Regions from separate parts of the Homo sapiens genome. Here regions 2 and 3 are each linked to region 1. A link is a loop called in an ENCODE intact Hi-C map of the cell type or tissue named here. Cell type or tissue: GM12878. All regions are shown on one strand. Each heading gives the region's core, and the rest is flanking DNA. Links, peaks and the distances in the headings are about the cores only.

What was found. Hi-C counts contacts between places; a loop is a spot of excess contacts. Peaks named below come from ENCODE experiments on the same cell type or tissue, not always from the same donor. Only the 100,000 strongest peaks of a DNase experiment are listed, where the experiment ranks them.
Region 2: a loop joins it to region 1, with 4 times the contacts of the local background. A loop is called at or near these places in 15 of 110 quality-filtered maps.
Region 3: a loop joins it to region 1, with 2.7 times the contacts of the local background. A loop is called at or near these places in 3 of 110 quality-filtered maps.

The regions. Positions count from the first base shown.
Region 1 is chr6:24,778,526-24,781,025 of GRCh38, forward strand. It overlaps GMNN (geminin DNA replication inhibitor), which reads left to right. Exons shown (of 7, transcript NM_015895.5): 3 at 2,138-2,215. Among named protein-coding and RNA genes, the nearest start is that of GMNN, 4.8 kb to the left of the region's middle. In GM12878, for the core only: no CTCF peak of the experiment used is centred there; a DNase peak (open chromatin) is centred at 1,126; H3K4me3 peaks cover 1,276 bases; H3K27ac peaks cover 2,500 bases.
Region 2 is chr6:24,521,852-24,526,651 of GRCh38, forward strand. ALDH5A1 (aldehyde dehydrogenase 5 family member A1) reads left to right here. Exons shown (of 10, transcript NM_001080.3): 7 at 916-1,074. Among named protein-coding and RNA genes, the nearest start is that of ALDH5A1, 29 kb to the left of the region's middle. RefSeq lists a silencer at 603-652. In GM12878, for the core only: a CTCF peak has its summit at 3,146 (motif pointing right); no DNase peak of the experiment used is centred there.
Region 3 is chr6:24,399,945-24,404,744 of GRCh38, forward strand. MRS2 (magnesium transporter MRS2) reads left to right here and starts at 2,992. Exons shown (of 11, transcript NM_020662.4): 1 at 2,992-3,292. The coding sequence starts at 3,103. RefSeq lists enhancers at 1-684, 685-1,420, 3,629-4,363 and silencers at 397-691, 1,577-1,871. In GM12878, for the core only: no CTCF peak of the experiment used is centred there; a DNase peak (open chromatin) is centred at 2,957; H3K4me3 peaks cover 2,016 bases; H3K27ac peaks cover 992 bases.

The sequences.
Region 1 (2,500 bases), core at 1-2,500:
TAAATTAAATTGAGTACCTAAAAGCCATTGATAAGTATAAGCAAGTACCTTTTGATGGGTTTTTTGTTTGCCTTGCTTTTCTTAGGATTCTTACAATATTTTTCTTGAATAAGAATGTCAATTGACATTATATTCGCATTGACAATTTGTGAATTTGATTCCATTAGCTTCCATTTAGGATGATGGCATCTTCCCACTGTGCTTTGTGTGTGATTATTTAAAATTTTTGTTATGAAATTTTTGAAATATTTAAAAGTATTTTAATAATTTACTTCCCCAGCTTCAGCAATTACCGCTATATGGCCAATCTGGTTTCATCTATGTCCTTATTTACTCCACTTTTCCTTCAGTGGATTAATTTGAAGCAAATCACAGCCAAATAATTTATATATTTCCAGCAGATTACATTTTAAAGAAAGTCTTGTGTTTACTAGCTACAGTGAAACTATCTTGAATATAAAGGATACTAGGTTCTGTTTGGTTTTGGTTCTACCTCCAAAACTGAGACCTTGGGTGGGTTAGTTAGCATTTCAGCCTTAGTTTACTCATCTGTAAATTGGGAGAACTGGACTAGAACTAGATCCTTGTGAGTTGCATGCAAAATTCTGTGTGAATGTGCTTTTATGTGAATTTTTTTGGGGAGAGGATTCACAGAGTATTAAATAGTTTTCCAAAAAGGTTAAGACCCATTAATATACAAGAAACTTTCTGGCTTTAAGAGTCTATTATTCCAATGCATACTCTATATACAGAAAATAATAATAGTAATGTTACATTGTTTTAGGCAAAAGTCTATATAGCTTATATAAATAAAAGTTAAATCTTGGAAATGGTCTTTTTTTTTGGTGACAGTTACTTAGCTGGCTTCTTTGACCATTATTAACAGAAAGCATTTAAATAACACCTCTTGTTAGTAAGGTTCCAACGTTACATTTTCTTTTATTTGTCTGGAGACTGTTGACTAATCTATAATCTAAATTATATCTGAAATGTTGATGTAATATTTGTCCTCACAGTAGCTGGCATTTGTCCTTCAGTTAAATGGTGAGATAATAATCAGCAGTAGAAACTTTACCGTGGGAAAGGTGAACTCTTATCATGTGAAGTACAGTGTGGAATCAGTAACTTTCTCACGCTGGTATGGTATCATGTTCTTGCTAACCTTGTTTGAGTATTCACCATTGTTTGCTATCCCATGGTGGCAGTATAACTAATGATATTTTGCAAAAATAGGAGAGAACTTTCAGATCATGAAATATACAGGAAGTTGTTTACATATTACAAGGAAGGCAATATTTTCACCAAAACAATAGCTTGGGCATTTTAGAGTATTTTAGTATGCCTCAGGCACTGACATTTTAGCCACCTTCTAATGAATGGGCTTGAAGCAGAACTGCTTCTACTATCAGGTAATGGTTGAGGGGGGATGTCTATTACACATGTACTTTGTTTTGTGTAAAGTATGTTCTGGAAAGTTACATTCTTTTGGTGAGTACATGTAAGTATTTGAGGGATATTCATGATTTAAGGAGGCCTGAAATGAATCTTTTTGATTAGGGAAAGAAATATTTTGCAGTGTAAATGATTAACCATTTCTTCCAGTTTACCTGTTTGGTGAGTTCATACCATAAATGTTACGATGTTTGGTTTTATAAAAGAGTACCTGTAAGTTTTTAGTTTCTGTGTGGAAGATTTTTTCAGAGAGAATACAGATAGCCTTCTTGTATTAGAATTTTGTCATATGTGGTTTGAAACTGTTCATTGGAGCTGAGGAATTTTGTTACGTTTGTTTTAACTAGATATGATTAACAAAATGACCATAGCAAGAGCATGCATTGAAATGAGAGAAGTTACGTGTGTTTGTGTCTAGTTTGGGTAATATGATTCATTCTTAAGAATTCTTCAAACTTTATTATAATTTTTGGAAATAACAAGTTTGTCAGTTGATTAAACCAGTGTCTTGTTCATAGGCGACCTTACGCAATTATATAGCAGACCAAATGTTTGTGTTGTTAGTGTTCCTTTTCCACCCCTAAATTATAGAAGGACTAAGAGTAACACTCCATACAGAAACTCAGTAACTAAATAACCATATTGCAACTCAGTAACAAGATAATGAATTATGCTGACTTTTTAGAATAGTTCTGTCCCAAGAAGAACTCTGAAGATGATTCAGCCTTCTGCATCTGGATCTCTTGTTGGAAGAGAAAATGAGGTATGCACTATATGGCTAAAATGGGGTACTGGTGATACAGTGTCTACATCGAAAACATTTCTACTATTTTCTTGGTCAGAAACACGTAAATTGTTGAAATTTGGAAATAATTTGGGAATCACAATTATATATTTCCCAAAGAAGTGATTTTGGTTTTAATTGTTCAATTTAAGAAGTTCGTCGGGTGCAGTGGCTCACGCCTGTTATCCCAGCACTTAGGGAGGCCGAGGTGGGTGGATCGCCTGAGGTCAGGAGCTTGAGACAAGCCTGGCCAACGTGGTGAAA
Region 2 (4,800 bases), core at 1,944-4,443, 250 kb before region 1:
CTACAATTTTTTTTTTTTTTTTTTTTTTTTTGTGTGACAGAGTCTCACTCTGTTGCCCAGGCTGAAGTGTAGTGGCATGATGTCAGCTCACTGCAACCTCCACCTCCCGGATTCAAGAGATTCTCCTGCCTCAGCCTCCTGAGTAGCTGGGACTACAGCTAATTTTTCTATTTTTAGTAGAGATGGGTTTCACTATGTTGGCCAGGCTAGTCTCGAACTCCTGACCTTAGGTGATCCACCCACCTCAGCCTCCCAAAGTGCTGGGGTTACAGGCATGAGCCACTGCGCCCAGCCAAAAAAAATTAAAAATTAGCTGGGCATGGTGGCAAGTGCCTATAGTCCCACCTACTTGGGAGGCTGAGGTGGAAGAATCACTTGAGCCCTGGAGGTCAAGGCTGCAGTGAACTCATCACTACTGCACTCCAGCCTGGGCGACAGAGCGAGACCCTGTGTCAGCAAAACAAAAGACTATAAGTTGGTGTTGGACCACATTCCTCTTAGCCTCTGCTGTTGCTGCAGCATCACAGTCTCCTAGGAGAATTGCACTCTTTCCCCACCCCCCAGGGAAACAAAATAAAAGCCATTTGAAAAAAACATGGATTGGGTGGCTTTTTTTTCTTTTCTTTCGTGTGTGTGTGTGTGTGTGTGTGTGTACAGGTGCTTATTGCCAACTAATCACTGATGCATAGCAGCTGTGTAGCATAGCAGCTGTGGAGGGAACTGGAGGGGAACATGCACTGACTCAGTGCTTTTATCTTTGGGGCCAAGCCCACGTGAGGAGGAAAATGGCAGTTTGAGCACATGACAACCACCGAGGGAAGTGTTTTCACAGAGAGGCGGTAGCAGCCACACGTTCACTGGTCAGGTCTGCAGCTTCTGACAGACTGTGTGGGTTTGTTTTTGTCTCCTGTCCAGACTTGTGTTTGCTCAAACCAATTCTTGGTGCAAAGGGGCATCCATGATGCCTTTGTAAAAGCATTCGCCGAGGCCATGAAGAAGAACCTGCGCGTAGGTAATGGATTTGAGGAAGGAACTACTCAGGGCCCATTAATTAATGAAAAAGCGGTAGAAAAGGTAAGTATATTGTATTATTTGTGAAAGTAAATTTCATGGTTTCAATATGAAAAGCTTAATCAGCAAAAAACACTTTGGCTGGAGGGGTGGGGATAGAGAGGGGTGGGTTGACAGAATATTACAGCTAGACAGAAGGAATAAGCTCTGGTGTTCTACAGCACTGTAGAATGACTGTAATTAGCAACAATGTATTGTATATTTTCAAATAGCTATTATTAGAAGAGTAGATTTTGAACGTTCCCAGTATAAAGAAATGATCAATGTTTGAGGCGATAGATGTGCTAACTATCCTGATTAGAGTATAGAGTATGAGAGATCTACATCTATACATGGAATCGAATGGAATTTTCAATGATGTTTTCATACAAAAACCACAAAGGTTAAAATAAGTAAAAAATTAATAATAGCTAAAAAAAATGATGTTAAAAGGCAAAAAAAAAAAATGAAAACAAAAAAGTCATTTTGGTAAAGTGCCCAGCAAGCCTATTTTGTAAACAATGGAGAAACCTGAGAAAAGTGAATTCTGCCTACCAGTTATATGAATCGGGTTGTTGTCTGGTCATGAGCTGCTATAGCCCTGCCATTGCACCAAGTCCCCATGCGGTCTGTCACTGTAGCTCTTTACTGTCCTCCCTAAATTTTGTTATAGTGATGATAATTCTATCCCTCACTGCCTCAGCAATTAGGATCTTGAGACAAAGTTCATTCATCTTTTGGAACACCTATGGAATGGAAGACTGGCTTGGTTTTGAGATGGTTTGCGTTTCGGCTGTAATGCTGATGTTGTCCTGTTCTTTCTTCTCTTGATGACAAAATCCCTGTCTAAAACAGTCCTTCATGAAAGTATCCCAGCCGGGGGTGCAGAATCACAGATGCCGCGTTCAGGATTTAGAGATATTGAGGGGAAACTGCTTTTAGGAAAGATTTGTTTGTTTAAAAAAATGTTATAATCCATACTACTAGCTATATGAGACTTCTCTCCTTATTCTACTGTTTTAAAAAAATCCATTTTGGAGTCACAAGAAAGTTTCTTGTAATATCAAACATCCAGTTTTTTGTGTTTTTTTTTTTTTTTTTTGAGACGGCGTCTCGCTCTGTTGCCCAGGCTAGAGTATAGTGGTGAGTCTTGACTCACTGCAACCTCCGCCCCACTGAGTTCAATTGATTCTCCTGCCTCAGCCTCCCGAGTAGCTGGGGTTACAGGCACCCACCACCACGCCTGGCTACTTTTTGTATTTTTAGTAGTGCTGGGGTTTCACATGTTGGCCAGACTGCTCTCGAACTCCTGACCTCAGGTGATCCACCTGCCTCGGCCTCCCAAAGTGCTGGGATTACAGGCGTGAGCCACCATGCCTACCCAGAAATGGTTTTAACGGAATATTTTAAATCAGGAAGACAGTAGAAGCTGAAGATTGTGTGTGGGAAAGAAGGGAGGAGAGGTGGTCAGAGGGAGACACACAGTGGAGGCACAGCCAGCCCCTGGATGCAACTGAAGAACCAGAAGCAAGTGACAGCCAAGTCAGTACTCATCATGGGAAGCACAGCCCCACCGCTGTTCCTCAACCTCCTCAGAGCCTGAGAACCAAGCCCTGACTCCATGGCTGCCTCCACCCCGTGGGCAGTCAACTCAGCTGAACCCACATCCATTGCCTTGGGAAACCCAGGGAAGCCTCGAGGTTTGACAGAGCTCTGATAAATTTCTAGTTACTGTCTTGGGATTACTCTAGATAAAGAAAATACATTAAAATTTACATTGGAACCACCTGCATTTTAGAGGTGACTTTGGACCTTGGGGACAAGGCAGGGGTATTCACTTGTCTAGTGAAGGCAATTTGGGTCTAGGCCAGCTGTGGTTCAAGTCCTAGAGTGGTGGTCCTTAACTCACACCGTGCCTTTATCGACTACAGTTGCCTGGGACCCATCCAAGAAGACTAGGTGTTAATTTATGTGTAGTCAGCCTAGGCATTGGCATTTTCTAAGTGCCCCAGTATGATGCTAGTTTGCAGCCAGTCTGGGAAACCACTCTGTCTTGAAGATTTTTTTCCCCAAAGGGAAGACGCAGACATTGTCCTCCAGATGGTGCTGTACGCCAGGACTTCAAACAAGCAGACAGCGAGATTTCTTTTTTGCTGGAGAGAAATTTGGTGGAAACCACCTTGTTTAAAAACACTTCATTGTGTTGGCTTTAGTGTACATACTGTCATAGAGTGGGTTCTAGGAAAAAAACACTGCATCTCACATTAATATGACAAGAAAAGGGCAGAGCAGATTATATTTGGGGAGGAAGGGGGTATTTTTGTTAAGTAGAATTATTTTTATAATATAAAATTCATAGAAAGTAAGCCATCCTAGCCGATGGGGATTAGTTGCAGGTGATGCACTATGAGAGCATTGCAGGAGGGGCATGGATTTCAAAAGAGTCAGTCTCAAAGACAGAATGCACTCACACCTATATTTACCTTCCTGAAACCCTATAGAAAATTCAGCTGAGGGCCGGGCACAGTGGCTCACGCCTATAATCCCAGCATTTGGGAAGCTGAGGCGGGTGGGTCACTTGAGGTCAGGAGTTTGAGACCAGCCTGACCAACACAGTGAAACCCTATCTCTAAAAAAAAAAAAAAAGAAAAGAAAAATTAGCCAGGTGTGGTGGCAAGCACCTGTAGTCCCAGCTACTCAGGAGGCGGGGGCAAGAGAATCTCTTGAACCCACGAGGCGGAGGTTGCAGTGAGCAGAGATCGCACCAGTGCACCCCAGCCCAGCCTGAGCAACAAAACAGAAGTCAAAACAGAAGTCAAAATAGATGGGTCTACCCAGGGGAACCCTGCAGAGGAAATTGGTGCCATTTTAAACGACAGAGCCTTTCTAGAATTGGTGGCTACAGAAAGTAGGAATAGGAGGAGGGGAGGAGATGAAGCTGGTTGATTCTACTTCTGCACAATTTTCTGGGTCATTCCCACCATCCCTTCTCACCACGACCACCACCAAGACACATGAGACAGCAGAGGCATTTGTTCTGGGCAGGACAGCTTTTCTGAAGAAATATAGTAGGTATCTAGGCAGACTACAGCTTCAAGAGCGAGGCTAGGTACCTCAGGGTAGGGCTCTCTCGACTTTGCCTTTTGGGGAAGGGAGCTGCCCTTATGTGAAGCCTGCAAGTTAGAATAAACCCAAGCTTAAAACAGCAAAGACCACTCATGCCACACATCCCCAAATTGATCAACCCAGTCCTTGTGTGTGTGTGTGTCCCCCAAACACACTGCTGGAGCTGAGAAGGAGCTGACCAGGTTAGTTTCGACAACTCAGTCCTTCATTCAGAAAGATGAACAACCAAGGATCATGATGGGAAAACCACCAGCACATAAGAGGAAAGGTCAGGAAGAACAAACAGAATAGTCCCTGAAGGAAGCAGATAAATTAGGGAACTGGAAGGAAATTTTCTAAAAATCTCATAGTGTCCTGCAAGAGTTTTGGGAAGATAGTACATCTGTAAACTGTTAATAAGAAGTATGTTCTAGGCTTAAAGTATAATAATAATAAAAAAAGAAGTATGTTCTAGGAAATGAAGCAATGAAAACAAAGAGTCTGTAGAAATTAGACATATGACTGTCACAAGATTCGGTACCTGAAGTAGATGATAAAATTTCGGAGATCTTATGGAGTTTAAAGCAAACTATAGAGAGGCAAAAAATATAATAGAAATGCAAAAAAAAATCAGAACTAATCTGA
Region 3 (4,800 bases), core at 1,944-4,443, 380 kb before region 1:
TAAAATGAAAAATCTACCAGCCATGTTCTCTATACTCAGCGATTTTCCAGACTTCAACGCCCTGGAAGCAATGATTAAAGTTTTTCTTTGCCTTCAATTATCTGAAGGGTTGGGCTGCCCCTCCACACCTGTGGGCATTTCTCATCAGGTAGAATGAGAGACTTGGAAAAGAAAGAGACACACAGACAAAGTATAGAGAAAGAAAAATGGGCCCGGGGGACTGGCGCTCAGCATACAGAGGACCCGCGCCGGCACCGGCCTCTGAGTTCCCCTAGTATTTATTGATCATTATCAGGTGTTTCCTGGAGAGGGGGATGTGGCAGGACAATAGGATGATAGTGGAGAGAAGGTCAGCAGGTAAACACGTGAACAAATGTCTCTGCATCATAAACAAGGTAAAGAAAAAAGTGCTGTGCTTTTGATGTGCATATACATAAACATCTCAATGCCTTAAAGAGCAGTATTGCTGCCAGCATGTCCCACCTCCAGCCCTACGGCGGTTTTCCCCTATCTCAGTAGATGGAATATACAATCGGGCTTTACACTGAGACATTCCATTGCCCAGGGACAAGCAGGAGACAGATGCCTTACTCTTATCTCAAATGCAAAGAGGCGTTCCTTCCTCTTTCACTAATCCTCCTCAGCACAGACCCTTTACGGGTGTCGGGCTGGGGGACGGTCAGGTCTTTCCCCTCCCACGAGGCCATATTTCAGACTATCACATGGGGAGAAACCTTGGACAATACCTGGCTTTCCCAGGCAGAGGTCCCTGCGACCTTCTGCAGTGTTTTGTGTCTCTGGGTACTTGAGATTAGGGAGTGGTGATGACTCTTAACAAGCATGCTGCCTTCGAGCATTTGTTTAACAAAGCACATCCTGCACAGCCCTTAATCATTTAACTCTGAGGTGACATAGCACATGTTTCAGGGAGCACAGGGTTGGGGGTAGGGTTACAGATTAACAGCATCTCAAGGCAGAAGAATTGTTCTTAGTACAGAACAAAATGGAGTCTCTTATGTCTACTTCTTTCTACACAGACACAGTAACAATCTGATCTCTCTTTCTTTTCCCCACATTATCAAGTCAAACATCCTCTCTTCTGTGAAGGCTTCTCTTTGTGCACTGCCCTCCTACTCCATCCCCAGTCCCAGTACCCTGCAGAATAAAATGTTTCTATCTCTGTCTCCTTAGCTTTGTGTCCATACATAGATATTGAAAGGAAGTCTGTGGAACTTGTGTCTGCCTTGTATTACTACTGTGGAAGGGACAATAAATTTATTAACTCATATTTTTAAAATATGCATACATACTGTATTTAACCTAAGACTTTTTTCATATTTTAAAGACTGGAATTGAGATATGTCTTTCAATCTACATGTTTAGAAAGCATAACTTATCAGTTTTTTTTTCTTTCTTGGTGGTACATAAAATAATGGTACCTTAAAATTGATGCTATCTTACATTTTATTAAATATGGAATAGAAATCTTATGTGTCTGTGCTCCTCATTCTTTATAGCAAAAGTTTAATACATGACATCATTCCATATGACAGTTGATTATTTTTGCCACTACTGGGGCTCAAACCATAATACCCCAAAATATGATGTTTTGGCATGCTGAGTCTTTGGGGTTTGTTTGTTTTGAGATGGGAGTCTCACTCTGTCGTACAGGCTGGAATGCAGTACAGGCTGGAATGCAATGGCATGATCTGGGCTCGCTGCAACCTCCACCTCCTGGATTCCAGCAATTCTTATGCCTCAGCCTTACAAGTAGCTGGGATTACAGGCACCTGCAACCACACCCGGCTAATTTTTGTATTTTTAGTAGAGACGGGTTTTGCCATGTTGGCCAGGCTGGTCCTGAACTCCTAACCTCAAGTGGTCCACAACATTGGCCTCCCAAAGTGCTTGGCTCCCAAAGTGCTGGATTACAGGCATGAGGCACCACGCCCGGTGGCATGTTGAGTCTTTGAATTAAAGGAAATTAAAAGGGTCTCAGAAAGAAGCCTAAAAATCAAGGCCTCTCTCTCTCACCTTCCCCCTTCCTTTTGTCTCTCTGATACTCTTACTTTTTCCAAGCACCTGAAGGGGCTCTCTTTTCCTGCACAGCCAGATAAGGAATTTCCTTATCTGACAGAGAAAACTCTTTTCCAAAGAAATGCAATTGTCTTAAAACCCGTTCCTTAGGAATCGCATTAAATAATCAGAAGAGATTAATCACCCAGAGAAGAGACAAAAACTGAAAGTCATAGCCACACTGAGACTTTTCATAGATACTTCTGAGGGTAGCTCCAAGAGATTACCTGGGAAACTTTACCTGTATAATAGGACAATTTTTGTTCAGAGTGAAGTTTCACAGCTTGTCCACAAGCGATTGTTTGTACTTCTGTCCCACTGAATGTCCAAGGAGAATCATTTGCAAACCACTGTCTGGCTTTCGGGCCCATTCATACCTATCTCCCTCTACTCAACAAAGAAGGGTATACAAGCATCTGGACCTTAATTGAGTTATTGAGTAATCACTCTTCTGTGATTTTTCCCTATGCACGTTAAGCAAATTTTGTATGCCTTTTTCTCCTGCTAATCTGTCTACTTAGTTCATTCCAGCAACTTTCAGAGGGCAAAAGTAGGAGCTTTCCCTCTTGCTCCCTACACCACGTTAAATTTAAATATAAATTAAATGATGTGGGAATGGGTAACCTGCTCATTTCCAAACTGCAATTTTCATAGGTATGAAAATTCTCCACAAACTACAAAACCATGACACTCCAAGCGCCCAAGAACCTAGGTTGGACAGCTCACTTAGTGCAGGTAAACGTGCTCCACCCATCTCCCAGCCCGCCTGCCCCCTCACTTAGGTACAGGTGCAGGTACAGGTAGGCAAGCAAACGTCTATTGGCTGTGGACTTAACAGGCTCGCCCACAGGTACCTTCCGAGCATGCGTGGGGAAGTAGCACGCAGGCGCGGCACGCCCCGCGCATGCCTGGTGCACAGAGTCTGCAGGTCGGGCGGTAGCGACAGGTCAGAGCTGCGGCCTGAGCAGCCAGCGTCCGGCATGAAGGTCTGGGGTCTGGCTGCTGCCTGCTTCTTGCTCCAGCACCATGGAATGCCTGCGCAGTTTACCCTGCCTCCTGCCCCGCGCGATGAGACTTCCCCGGCGGACGCTGTGTGCCCTGGCCTTGGACGTGACCTCTGTGGGTCCTCCCGTTGCTGCCTGCGGCCGCCGAGCCAACCTGATTGGAAGGAGCCGAGCGGCGCAGCTTTGCGGGCCCGACCGGCTCCGCGTGGCAGGTACTGCCCTTCCCCGGCAACAGCCTTGGGACGCTGGTCTTGCAGTGACCTTAGACTGCTGCCCCAGCCGTCCGGCGCGGCGCGCCTGTTGCTCCGCGCCCTCCGCAGGCCTCGGCCTCCCGCGTGTCCTGTGAGCTTGCACAGGCCCGCGGGCCGAGCTGCGTCCCACTCGCTCAGAATGCGACCTTGCTATGTGCGCTGTGCCCTGCCGGGGTCCCAGCGGCCAACCCTCTGCCTTCTCCTCCACCGCCCTTGCTGCAGATTATGTAACCATAGGAACAACCTAGGAATCGTTTACAGACCGTGATCACGTTAGTTAACACCCGCTTAAGTGCTCTTGTAAGAGGTTTTTTCTGTGTTGTTTTTGAGACAGGGTCTTACTATGTTGCCCAGGCTGGACTCAAACTCCTTGCCTCGAGCCATCCTAACGCATTAGCCTCGCAAAGCGCTGGGATTACAGGCGTGAGCCACCACACCTGGCCGAGAGGTGTTTTTAAACAAGGATTTCATCTGTTCGGAAGTCATAAGTATAAATTAATACTTCCCTGTTTTCTGTTTCTTCGTTATGGACACATTTATACAGTTGTCCAGTTGCACGGAGATTGGGGACGCACCTAGAAGTGAGGCTAAAGACTGAGTTGTTTCTGAGAACGACTTACTTTCAACTACAGTACTCTATAAGTAAACAGCCAGGGAGATCGGATTGAGAAAAAAAAATCTTATTTGCTGTTTATTTTTTCACCAAATGTTGAAGCATGGTGAAAAGTTAAGATTTTCACAAATGTGAGTGCAAATATTTGAGGAATAAAAGGTATTGAAATGAATGACTTTATTAAGAACATAGCAGTGTCCTCAAATATGTTTTCTCAATTGTGCTCTCAAAAGCCTCCCAAAGTAACTCCTCGTCAGCACCTCATTCTCCACTTATTGGAGAGGCTAAGTTGGGTTACATGCTCTGCACCCTCAATTGATAATGCTTGGGAATCCAGTTTCAGCAAGTTGGAGGAAACTTTTAGGACAAGCATTGACGTTCACAATCTCAATCCCGGTTACACTCTAATTTGTGACATTAAAACATTGAAAGGCATTTGTAATCAGCAAATGCCTTTTACCTTTATTCATCTTACCCTTATAGTGATAATTTGTATTTTGTAAAAGGGAAATGAAACTTCAGATACTAACAAATTACAACAATCATTACGTGTATGTAGTAGAAAAAAGATCAGAAATAGGTTTTTTTTTCTACAGTCTCTGGAATCAGTGTAATTACTTTGGAAGCACAAAACAGTGTCCTCTGTCAGTCATTAAATGTACTTGATTATACTTCACCGCTCACTTCGACTCAGTCTAATCACGTTTTAAATAGACAATTTTAAAATAAAGATTTGTCATTTCAGCTCAGTGGGGGTATTTCATAAGTATTCACTATAAAGGATATCTGTAGAAAAGAAGTAAAATCATAGGTTTCATAATTTATGAGCCAGTCAACTGGAATGCTTGAAAGATCA